2 separate regions of the Homo sapiens genome follow, and region 2 is linked to region 1. Evidence: read pairs that join two places in POLR2A ChIA-PET (ENCODE). Cell type or tissue: K562. All regions are shown on one strand.

Region 1 (5,000 bases):
AAGGTAAACAGAGAAGTGGGGTTAATAATGGAAAGAACACTGGGCTTGCACAGTCAGTTCTGGCTCTGCTACTTACTAGCTGTGTGACCTTAGGAAAGTCAATTAACTTCTCAGTTTCCTTATCTGAAAAATTGAAGCTAAACCTCTTGACTATCCCACAAAATAGTAATGAGGAATAAATGGGACATCCATGAAAATACCTTTAAAACAAGGGCCAGGAGCGTGGCTCATGCCTGTAATACCAGCACTTTGGGAGGCTGAGGCAGGCAGATCACTTGAGGTCAGGAGTTCAAGACCAGCCCGGCCAACATGGTGAAACCACATCTCTACTAAAAATATAAAAATTAGCCAGGCATGGGGGTGGGCGCCTGGGAGGCTGAGGCAGGAGAATCACTTGAACCTGGGAGGCAGAGGTGGTAGTGAGCCAAGATCATGCTACTGCACTCCAGCCAGAGCTTCAGAGTGAGACTCTCTCAAAAAAAAACAAATTAAAATAAATAAATAAAACAAAGTACTTTGCAAATATTAACTTAATTGAAATAAAAGGTCTCTGGTGTGAAAAAGGTGGGTAATACATTGAGAGGTTAGAGCTCAAGTTTACACAAAATTTAAGCCTATAAAAACAGTTTGCCCAGATCCCATAGTACTACAGCTAATAGAATGTATCTACTCTACTCTACTTGCCTTTAACTTGCTAGAATCTTACTACCTTTTCTTTAAGAGATGGAAGGAATCACACAGAGGATTAATATAACCTTTTCATTTTACAAATTTAAAAATGGAGGCATAGAGAGTTAAAATGACTTGTGAAAGTTTACAGGGCCAGCTGGGCACTGTGGCTCTGGCTCAGACCTGTAATTCCAGCACTTTGGGAGGCCGAGGTGGGCAGATCACCCGAGGTCAAGAGTTCAAGACCCACATGGCCAACATGGTGAAACTCTGTCTCTACTAAAACTACAAAAATTAGCCAGGCGTGGTGAGGGGTAACTGTAATCCCAACCACTCGGGGGCTGAGGCAGGAGAATCGCTTGACCCCGGGAGGCGGAGGTGGAGGTGGCAGTGAGCCAAGATCGTGTCACTGCGCTCCAGCCTGGGTGATACAGTGAGACTCTGTCTCCAAAAAAAAAAAAAGGTTACAGGGCCTATGAAATGAAAATTATAAATGTTATATAACCAAGAATATTCCAGCTTTAAAAAAAAAAGTCCTGGCCGGGCATGGTGGCTCACACCTGTAATCCTAGCACTTTGGGAGGCCAAGGTGGGCGGATCACCTGAGGTCGGGAGTTTGAGACCAACATGGAGAAACCCCGTCTCTACTAAAAATACAAAATTAGCCAGGTGTGGTGGTGCATGCCTGTAATCCCAGCTACTCAGGAGGCTGAGACAGGAGAATCACTTGAACTTGGGAGGTGAGGTTGTGGGGAGGCAGTGGTTGCGGTGAGCCAAGATCACACCATTGCACTCCAGCCTTGATAACAAGAGTGAAACTCCATCTCAAAAAAAAAAAAAAGTCCTTAGAAAAGAAAAATATGACATTGAATAGGCATTAAGACACTGGAAAGCTAAGAAAAACATTTATACAAAGGAGAACTGAAGATAACAGAAAAAACAAAAGATCTTTATATAAAGCTATTAAGGCCAGGTGTAGTGGCTCATGCCTGTAATCTCAGCACTTTGGGAGGCCGAGGCGGGCAGATCACTTGAGCTTAGGAGTTGGAGACTAGCCTGGCCAACATGGTGAAACCCGGACTCTACTAAAAAAGTACCAAAATTAGCCGGGCATGGTGTCAAACACCTGTAGTCCCAGCCACTTAGGAGGCTGAGGCTGCAGTGAGCCAAGATGCCACCACTGTACTCCAGCCTGGGCGACAGAGTGAAGACCTTGTCTCAAAAAAATAAAAATAAAGAAAAAGTTAATAAAAGTTTTTAAAAGAATTAACCACCCCTCTAGATTTAGCAGTAACTGATTATTTATTATCTGAGTTTAAACATTCTACTCTCTGGAAGAACACCTCTACAAATTATATAGACAAGTGACTTTCAAGTGTTTATACAAAGGGATACTGCTTCGCAATTCATCTCAAAATCAGGAGGCTGTCTTCTCAGCTCTTCCTGTTAAATCCTTGTGGACAGAACATTTATCCTAGGTCAAAAGTGCCATTTAGGCTAGTAAAAGAAACTATCTGATCTAACATTTCTCACCTACCCAACCTCTTTTCCCCTCAGGGGACCTGTACAGAGTGTTCAATTTTTTTCATCTATCACAACATCTCAGTTAACATTACCTTATGCAATTCTCTATCAAACACACACTGATGAAACATCATACTGCTCAGTATTGTTGTGTTTTTTTTGAGACAGGGTTTTGCTCTTGTTGCCCAGGCTGGAGTGCAGTGGCACGATCTTGGCTCACTGCAACCTGTCTCCTGGGTTCAACCAATTCTCTTGCCTCAGCCTCCCAAATAGCTGGGATTACAGGCATGCCACCACGCACAGCTGATTTTTGTATTTTTAGTAGACATGGGCTCCCACTATGTTAGCCAGGTGGTCTTGAACTCCTGACCTCAGGTGATCCGCCCGCCTCGGCCTCCCAAAGTGCTGAGATTACAGGCGTGAGCCACCACCAGCCAATATTGTTCAGTTCAATATTGATAAGTACTTACTACATGTCAAGCACTATGCTAAGTGCTTATGACATGAAACTGTAAAAACACAGCACTGTCCTGCCCTCAAAGAGCTCACAATCTGGAGACACAGCCAGCCTCATTAACAAATAATAATACCACAGAAAACAACTGCTATAACCAGGGCACATACACTGTACAGGAGAGGCATACAGAAATGCCTAACCCAAGGTTTCCTGGAGGCAACCAAAGCCTTCACAAAGGAGGTAGGGCATAAAGGGACACTTGAAGGTTTAATAATTAAGAAGTAGTACCAGGCACAATGGCTCACGCCTGTAATGCCAGCACTTTGGGAGGCCGAGGTGGGTGGATCACTTGAGGTCAGGAGTTAGAGACCAGCCTGGCTAACATGGTGAAACCCCAGCATTCCAGGCAAAAGAAACAGTGTAAGCAAAACTTAGAGGCACAAAAAACAGCATAATGTTCATGCAGTATTACTGAGCATAAAATGTAAAGATTTTTTCTCATAAAATGAGAAATAAGGCTAAAGCAGTAAAAAAGATCAGATCATAAAGGTCCTAGTATACTACATAAAACACTTTCAGGCCAGGCACAGCGGCTCACACCTGTAATCCCAGCACTCTGGGAGGCCAAAGGGGGCAGATCACTTGAGGACAGGAGTTCGAGACCAGCCTGACCAACATGGCAAAACCCCGTCTCTACTAAAAAATACAAAAATTAGCCAGGCGTGGTGGTTCACGCCTGTCATCCCAGCACTTTGGGAGGCCAAGGTGGGCGGATCACCTGAGGTCAGGAGTTCGAGACCAGCCTGGCCAACATGGTGAAACCTCATCTCTACTAAAAATACAAAAATTAGCTGGGCATGGTGGCAGGTGCCTGTAATCCCAGCTACTCAGGAGGCTGAGGCAGGAGAATTGCTTGAACCTGGGAGGCCGAGGTTGCAGTGAGCCGAGATGGTGCCACTGCACTCCAGCCTGGGTGACAGAGCAAGAATCCATCTCAAAAAAAAGAAAAAAAAGAAAAAGAAAAAAATTAGCTGGGCATGGTAGTGCATGCCTGTGATACTCAGGAGGCTGAGGTGGGAGAATCACTTGATCCCGGGAGGCAGAGGTTCTAGTGAGCTGAGATCACGCCACTGCACTTCAGCTTGGGTGACAGAGAGAAACTCTGTCTCAATAAATAAATAAATAAATAAAACACTTTCATTCAACAACTATTTGCTGAGTCCCTACTATGTGCTAGACATCACCAAGTACACAGGATACAGATCTCTGTAGATTCACTGCTGTCTATATGAATGGCTGTTAGCTGAATTGTGCAGTACAATCTGTATAGCACAGCAGCCCTGTAAGACCACTGTAAACTAGCAGGGCCGAAACTGCAGGCTCCACAAGGATCTTAAGGAGTTCACAAATTCCCATGCATATCAAGTACACTCTGTACACAATAATATCTTGATATTTTTAATGCATAATAGATGTTAGACTTAACAGAGTATCATTTTAAAATATTACTGAATTCCTACTGGACCTGCTTTTTGCTTTTTCTCCCCCACAATTAATATGTTCTGAAAGTATGTTACTGTCCTGTCTCTCAAGGTTTTCAGTGTTAAAAAGGTATCTTCACAGGGTCTATTGTCTCAGACAATAGGGAGGAATTTAAAACTTCTGAGTAGGAAGACCAAGGCAGGCAGATCACTTGAGGTCAGGAGTTCGAGACCAGCCTAGCCAACATAGTGAAACCCCATCTCTTCTAAAAAATACAAAAATTAGCCGGGCATGGCAGTGGGCGCCTGTAGTTCCAGCTATTCAGAAGGCTGAGGCAGGAGAATCACTTGAACTCGGGAGGCGGAGGCTGCAGTGAGCCGAGATCGCGCCACTGCACTCCAGTCTGGGTGGCAGAGAGAGACTCTGTCTCAAAATAAAAAAAATTCTGAGTAGGAAGAGTGGCACGCCTCCAGTCTTTTCTCATTCCACCCTTGCCTAGTTACTATACAATTTCTTTTTCTTTCATTTATGAGCCTGAAAAATCTTAATCACAATTACTTAGTGTGAGAATAATACTTGTAGCATTAAGTTTGTCAAAGAAATACTTAAGTGCTGAAGACATATTGTTCTTCAAAGTGCTTTAGAAAAGTGATTTGGGCCGGGCACGGTGGCTCATGCCTGTAATCCCAGCACTCTGGGAGGCCGAGGCAGGCGGATCACCAGAGGTTGGGAGTTCGATACCAGCCTGACCAACATGGAGAAACCCCTCTCTACTAAAAATACAAAATTAGCCAGGCATGGTGGCACATGCCTGTAATCCCAGCTACTAGGGAGGCTAAGGCAGGAGAACCGCTTGAACCTGGGAGGC
Region 2 (5,000 bases), 96 kb before region 1:
ACAGGGTCTCACTCTGTCACCCAGGCTGGAGGCAGTGGTGGGATCTTGGCTTACTGCAACGTCGACCTCTGGGTCCCAGGGTTCAAGCGATTCTCCTGCCTCAGCCTCCAGAGTAGCTGGGATTACAGGCACGCACCACCATACCTGGCTAATTTTTGTATTTTTGGTAGAGACAGGGTTTCACCATGTTGGCCAGGCTGATCTAGAACTCCTGATCTCAAGTGATCCGTCCGCCTCGACCTCCCAAAGTGCTGGGATTACAGGCATGAGCCACTGCGCCCAGCCCCCCTTTATTTATTTATTTATTTTTTTGAGATGGAGCCTTGCTCTGTCGCCCTGGGCTGGAGTGCAGTGGCGCGATCTTGGCTCACCACTTCTGCCTCCTGGGTTCAAGCTATTCTTCTGCCTCAGCCTTCCGAGTAGCTGGGACTACCGGCTCCCACCACCATGCCTGGGTAATTTTTTTTATTTTTTATTTTTAGTAGAGATGGGGTTTTACCATGTTGGCCAGGCTGGTCTCAAACTCCTGACCTCGAGTGATCAGCCCGCCTCGGCCTCCCAAAGTGCTGGGATTACAGGCATGAGCCACCGCGCCTGGCCCAATCTCACTGCTTTTGTGCCTCACTTCTGATTCCTGTACGCCACTTTACCTTTTTTATCTATACATTTGTTCTGACCACGCGGCACCCCAGGAATCTCTGTGAATCTGCTGTGATTCTGGGGACTGCCTGATTCACGAATGGTTCATTGCTCAATTAAACTTCTTTAAATTTAATTCGGCTGAAGTTTTTCTTTTATCAGATGGTGTCAGAAGCGGGTTCTGAAATGGAGCTTCTAGCGACCCCAGGAGTGCTGAGTGAAGACAATGCAGGACCCATTTTTGTGTCCATGGATCTCTCAGAGTGGCTGGGGATCATCGTAAGCTCCCTCTCAGATTTTGGAGCTCCATGGATTTGTGTTTTGGAGTTTGAGAAAATTTCTGATCCAAACTGGGTTTGGAGTTGCGACAGAAACTGGACTGGGTCCAGGAACAGGTTTGATCTGGGAATTAACTGGCTTGGATCAAGTTAGAGGCCTCTTACATCTGACTGGGTCAGAAAGGAACTGGTGGTAAAGCAGTAATATTGCAGGGGTTATAAAATTTGGCTTTTGAAAATTCACATGGATTTTTGTGTTCTGCCCCTTTGTTTCATTTTTTGTGCATGCTTACGTAGGAAAAAAAGTCATTGGCTAAGTTAATCAAGAGAACCTGAGTAAAGTCAATATTCTAGGGAAAAATGGGAAAATGGGATCCTTAATTTCTGGAAAACTGAGTTCTTTTTGGGTTATACATTAGGCCTGGGAGGCAGCGAAGTCTTACAGAAATGGCAAAATCTTACTAAAGGTGACTTACAGTGGAATGTGCCGAATGAACAACAATGCACTGAAGTACATTTAAACATGAGGGCTCTTCGTAAAGCCCCTTTTGGCTAAGAACAGGTTTGGTACTACAGCATGTCAACTGCTATTCTCTTTGGAATAATCTGCCTTGCACTCTTTGCTGAAGGCTGTGAGTGGCCATTAGGCATGTACAGGATCATGGGACGGGGGAGCGTTTTCCCCCCTAAAAGGGGAAACTTGAGAGCTGATGAGACTGCTGGAAAAGATCCCTTTGCTACCGAGAAGCAGCTGACTGAACTTTTCAGAGTCGTTGCAATGGGTGGGTCTTTCTCTGGCTTCCCTGATCATTTCACCTTCCCAACCCTGCCGCAGGCAATGCTTTTTTCTCTCTCTCCCTTTCTTTTCTTTTTTTATTTTGGGTTGGAGTCTTGCTCTATCACCCAGGCTGGATGGAGTGCAGTGGCAAGATCTTGGCTCACTGCAACCTCTGCCTCCCGGGTTCAAGCAATTTTCCTGCCTCAGCCAACTGAGTAGCTGGGACTACAGGCGTGCGCCACCACGCCCAGCTAATTTTTTGTATTTTTAGTAGAAACAGGGTTTCACCCTGTTGGCCAAGCTGGTCTTGAACTCCTGACCTGAAACAATCCGCCCGCCTTGGCCTCCCAAAGTGCTGGGATTACAGGCATGAGCCACCTTGCCTGGCCCGGCTCCCTTGCTTATCTTTTCTGTTACTCAGGGCGACCATCTTGCCCAGAGACCACAGGTTGAAATTCCTGGTCGGAGGTTGGATTAACGATGATGGGGCACAACCAGAGGCAAGTTTGAGCTCTGTCAGTTTGATATTGGGTGCTAAGCAGAGTGACTAATGTCTGTTTTGTCACACGTATCTTGCTCTGGCCAGAACGAAGAAAGATAATTTTCTTTTATGATGCGGCTTGGCCCCCAGAGTGATGATGCAGCAAGCTGAGTCACTAGGGCCACTCAGGGAAAGGGAACCCAGAAGCCTGGCATGCTGGCAAAAGGGTAGGAATTTTTTTTTTTTTGAGACGGAGTCCCGCCCTGTCGCCCAGGCTGGAGTGCAGTGGCATTATCTTGGCTCACTGCAAGCTCCACCTCCCGGGTTCACGCCATTCTCCCACCTCAGCCTCCCCAGTAGCTGGGACTACAGGCGCCCGCCACCACGCCCGGCTAATTTTTTTTTTTTTTTTTTTTTAGTATTTTTAGTAGTGACGGGGTTTCACTGTGTTAGCCAGGATGGTCTCTATCTCCTGACCTCGTGATCCACCCAACTCGGCCTCCCAAAGTGCTGGGATTACAGGAGTGAGCCACCACGCTTGGCCAGGAATTTCTTACCAGTCAAATTTCTGGCTTCTCTCTCTCTGTGCAAATGGTTGAATGAATGGTAAAAACCACTGTTTGTCTCCATCTTGTTTTACGTCCTTAGGAGCTTGACCTTGTAACCATGTGGCAATACTTTCTCTTGGTCTTTGCCTTCCAGGGAACAATAATTTTAGGGTTTCTGTCATAGTTAGCTCTAAAAATTATCTTTTAACTAAAAGCCTTTGCAAGCTCAAAATTAACTATTCTAAACTCCTTCTGGGAAGGGAAAGAAAAGACTGCCGTGTGCTGTAGCTCAGTAGTCAAGGCTTTGCCCTTTCACACTAGCTCAATTCCCTGCTTAGGAAGTAAGTCCTTTCCGGTTTAATAACTGCATGACCGTCTCTAGTCTCTTCTCCACTGACTATCTTAAATCTTCCTTTCTCTGAGAACCTTCCTGAGTCCTTAACTTTACCTTTGGTAAAGTTCAAAAGCCAGGAATATCAGCCTTTTGGCCTGGCTAAAATTGGGTAATAAGACATTTTAAAAGGATTTTATTAAAGAGTGCTATGGTTAAAAGTCAGCTTAATTAAAAGTGAATATTCAAGTTCTAACAGCCTGGACTCCTTGGGAAAAACAGGAGGCACCAGAGACCCCCTTTCATGGCCCTGTTCTTTCAAGGCCCGGCATTTTTGTTTACCATTTAAGTAAACTACAAAAGAAAAAGGGGGAAGGGAAGGAAAGGAGACAATCAGTCGGCCTCAGGCTATCTTCATTGGGTCGTTTGGAAAGCTGAATCTCCTTGCTATCAGAATAATGTTTCTTCCTTTTAAAAATTTTCAAGTTGGCCTGGCGCTGTGGCTCACACCTGTAATCCCAGCACTTTGGGAGGCCGAGGCAGGCGGATCACCTGAGGTCAGGAGTTCCAGACCAGCCTGGCCAACATAGTGAAACCCCGTCTCTACTAAAAATACAAAAATTAGCCAGGCGTGGTGGCATGCACCTGTAATCCCAGCTACTCAGGAGGCTGAGGCAGAAGAATCTCTTGAAACCAGGAGGCGGAGGTTGCAGTGAGCCAAGATCGTGCCATTGCACTCCAGCCTGGGTGACAAGAGTGAAAGTCCATCTCAAAAAAAAAAAAAAAGAAAGAAATTTTCAAGTTATCATTTTGGCTAAATGACTTACAGTAACTTAAGATTCTATTTTGTAATATTCCATGTTCAATGTTTTAAACCTTTGGTATTTATTTAACCTTTCAAAATCAAGCTCTAGATTATCATGCTAAATCAGCCAATATTCAAATTGTTTAAATATACAATTTGAATGAACTCCATGGTTTAAGTCAAATTACCTGTGATAACCCATTAGTTATCAGTGCCATGCACCTATATTGGAGAAACAACTGGTATTCAATAGGACCTAAGTCCAGTGGTAAGCATGGACTCATGAAGAACCAGGACGGCCACCTTGTCCTTCCTAAGTCCTTAAGCTTTTGTTATTAAAGGTTCTGCATTCCATGACTCGTCATGGAAAAGATAAAATAATTCAAATTATATTGATGCAGTGACTTACAAATTGTGGAAAGTTTAAAACCAATGTTTGCTTCCATATTCCTGGGAAGACAATCAAAACTTCAAGTGTATTTGCCTACCTGATGGGCTAAACATTTATAAAAGGATTTCATTGTATTGTCATTTTCAATGCATGTTTTCTGGTTGTATAAAAACTTTCACATGCATGAGGCTGATATTATAATAGTAGATTATGCTACAGTGTATTTTCACCAGGTAAAGAAAGCTTTTTATGGGTCACTAAGGACAATCCCTTCACAATCTAGAACCCGGAGATTGGATATTCTTTTATATATATATATTTTTTTTTTTGAGATGGAGTTTCACTCTTGTCGCCCAGGCTGGAGTGCAATGGCACCATCTTGGCTCACTGCAACCTCGCCTCCCAGGTTCAAGCGATTCTCCTACCTCAGCCTCCCAAGTAGCTGGGATTACAGGTGTGAGCCACCACACCCGGCTAATTTTTGTATTTTTAGTAGAGATGGGGTTTCACCATATTGGCCAGGCTGGTCTTGAACTCCTGACTTCAGGTGATCCATCTGCTTCGGCCTCCCAAAGTGCTGGGATTACAGAAGATTGAATCTCTTTTTTTCTTCTTTTTTTTTTGAGACAGAGTTTCGCTTTTGTTGCCCACGCTGGAGTGCAATGGTGCGATCTCGGCTCACCCGCAACCTGTGCCTCCCGGGTTCAAGCGATTCTCCTGCCTCAGCCTCCTGAGTAGCTGATATTGCA

Evidence for each region. ChIA-PET counts read pairs that join two places held together with the same protein. Peaks named below come from ENCODE experiments on the same cell type or tissue, not always from the same donor. Only the 100,000 strongest peaks of a DNase experiment are listed, where the experiment ranks them.
Region 2: POLR2A ChIA-PET joins it to region 1 with 5 read pairs; 7 of 35 experiments call an interaction of 5 or more read pairs at or near these places.

Annotation. Positions count from the first base shown.
Region 1 is chr1:52,735,117-52,740,116 of GRCh38, reverse strand. All of the region lies in intron 1 of ZYG11B (zyg-11 family member B, cell cycle regulator), which reads right to left. Among named protein-coding and RNA genes, the nearest start is that of ZYG11B, 11 kb to the right of the region's middle. In K562, no CTCF peak of the experiment used is centred here; no DNase peak of the experiment used is centred here.
Region 2 is chr1:52,831,041-52,836,040 of GRCh38, reverse strand. No RefSeq gene overlaps it. Among named protein-coding and RNA genes, the nearest start is that of ZYG11A, 9.2 kb to the left of the region's middle. RefSeq lists enhancers at 1-264, 3,269-4,036. In K562, no CTCF peak of the experiment used is centred here; a DNase peak (open chromatin) is centred at 2,220; H3K4me3 peaks cover 273 bases.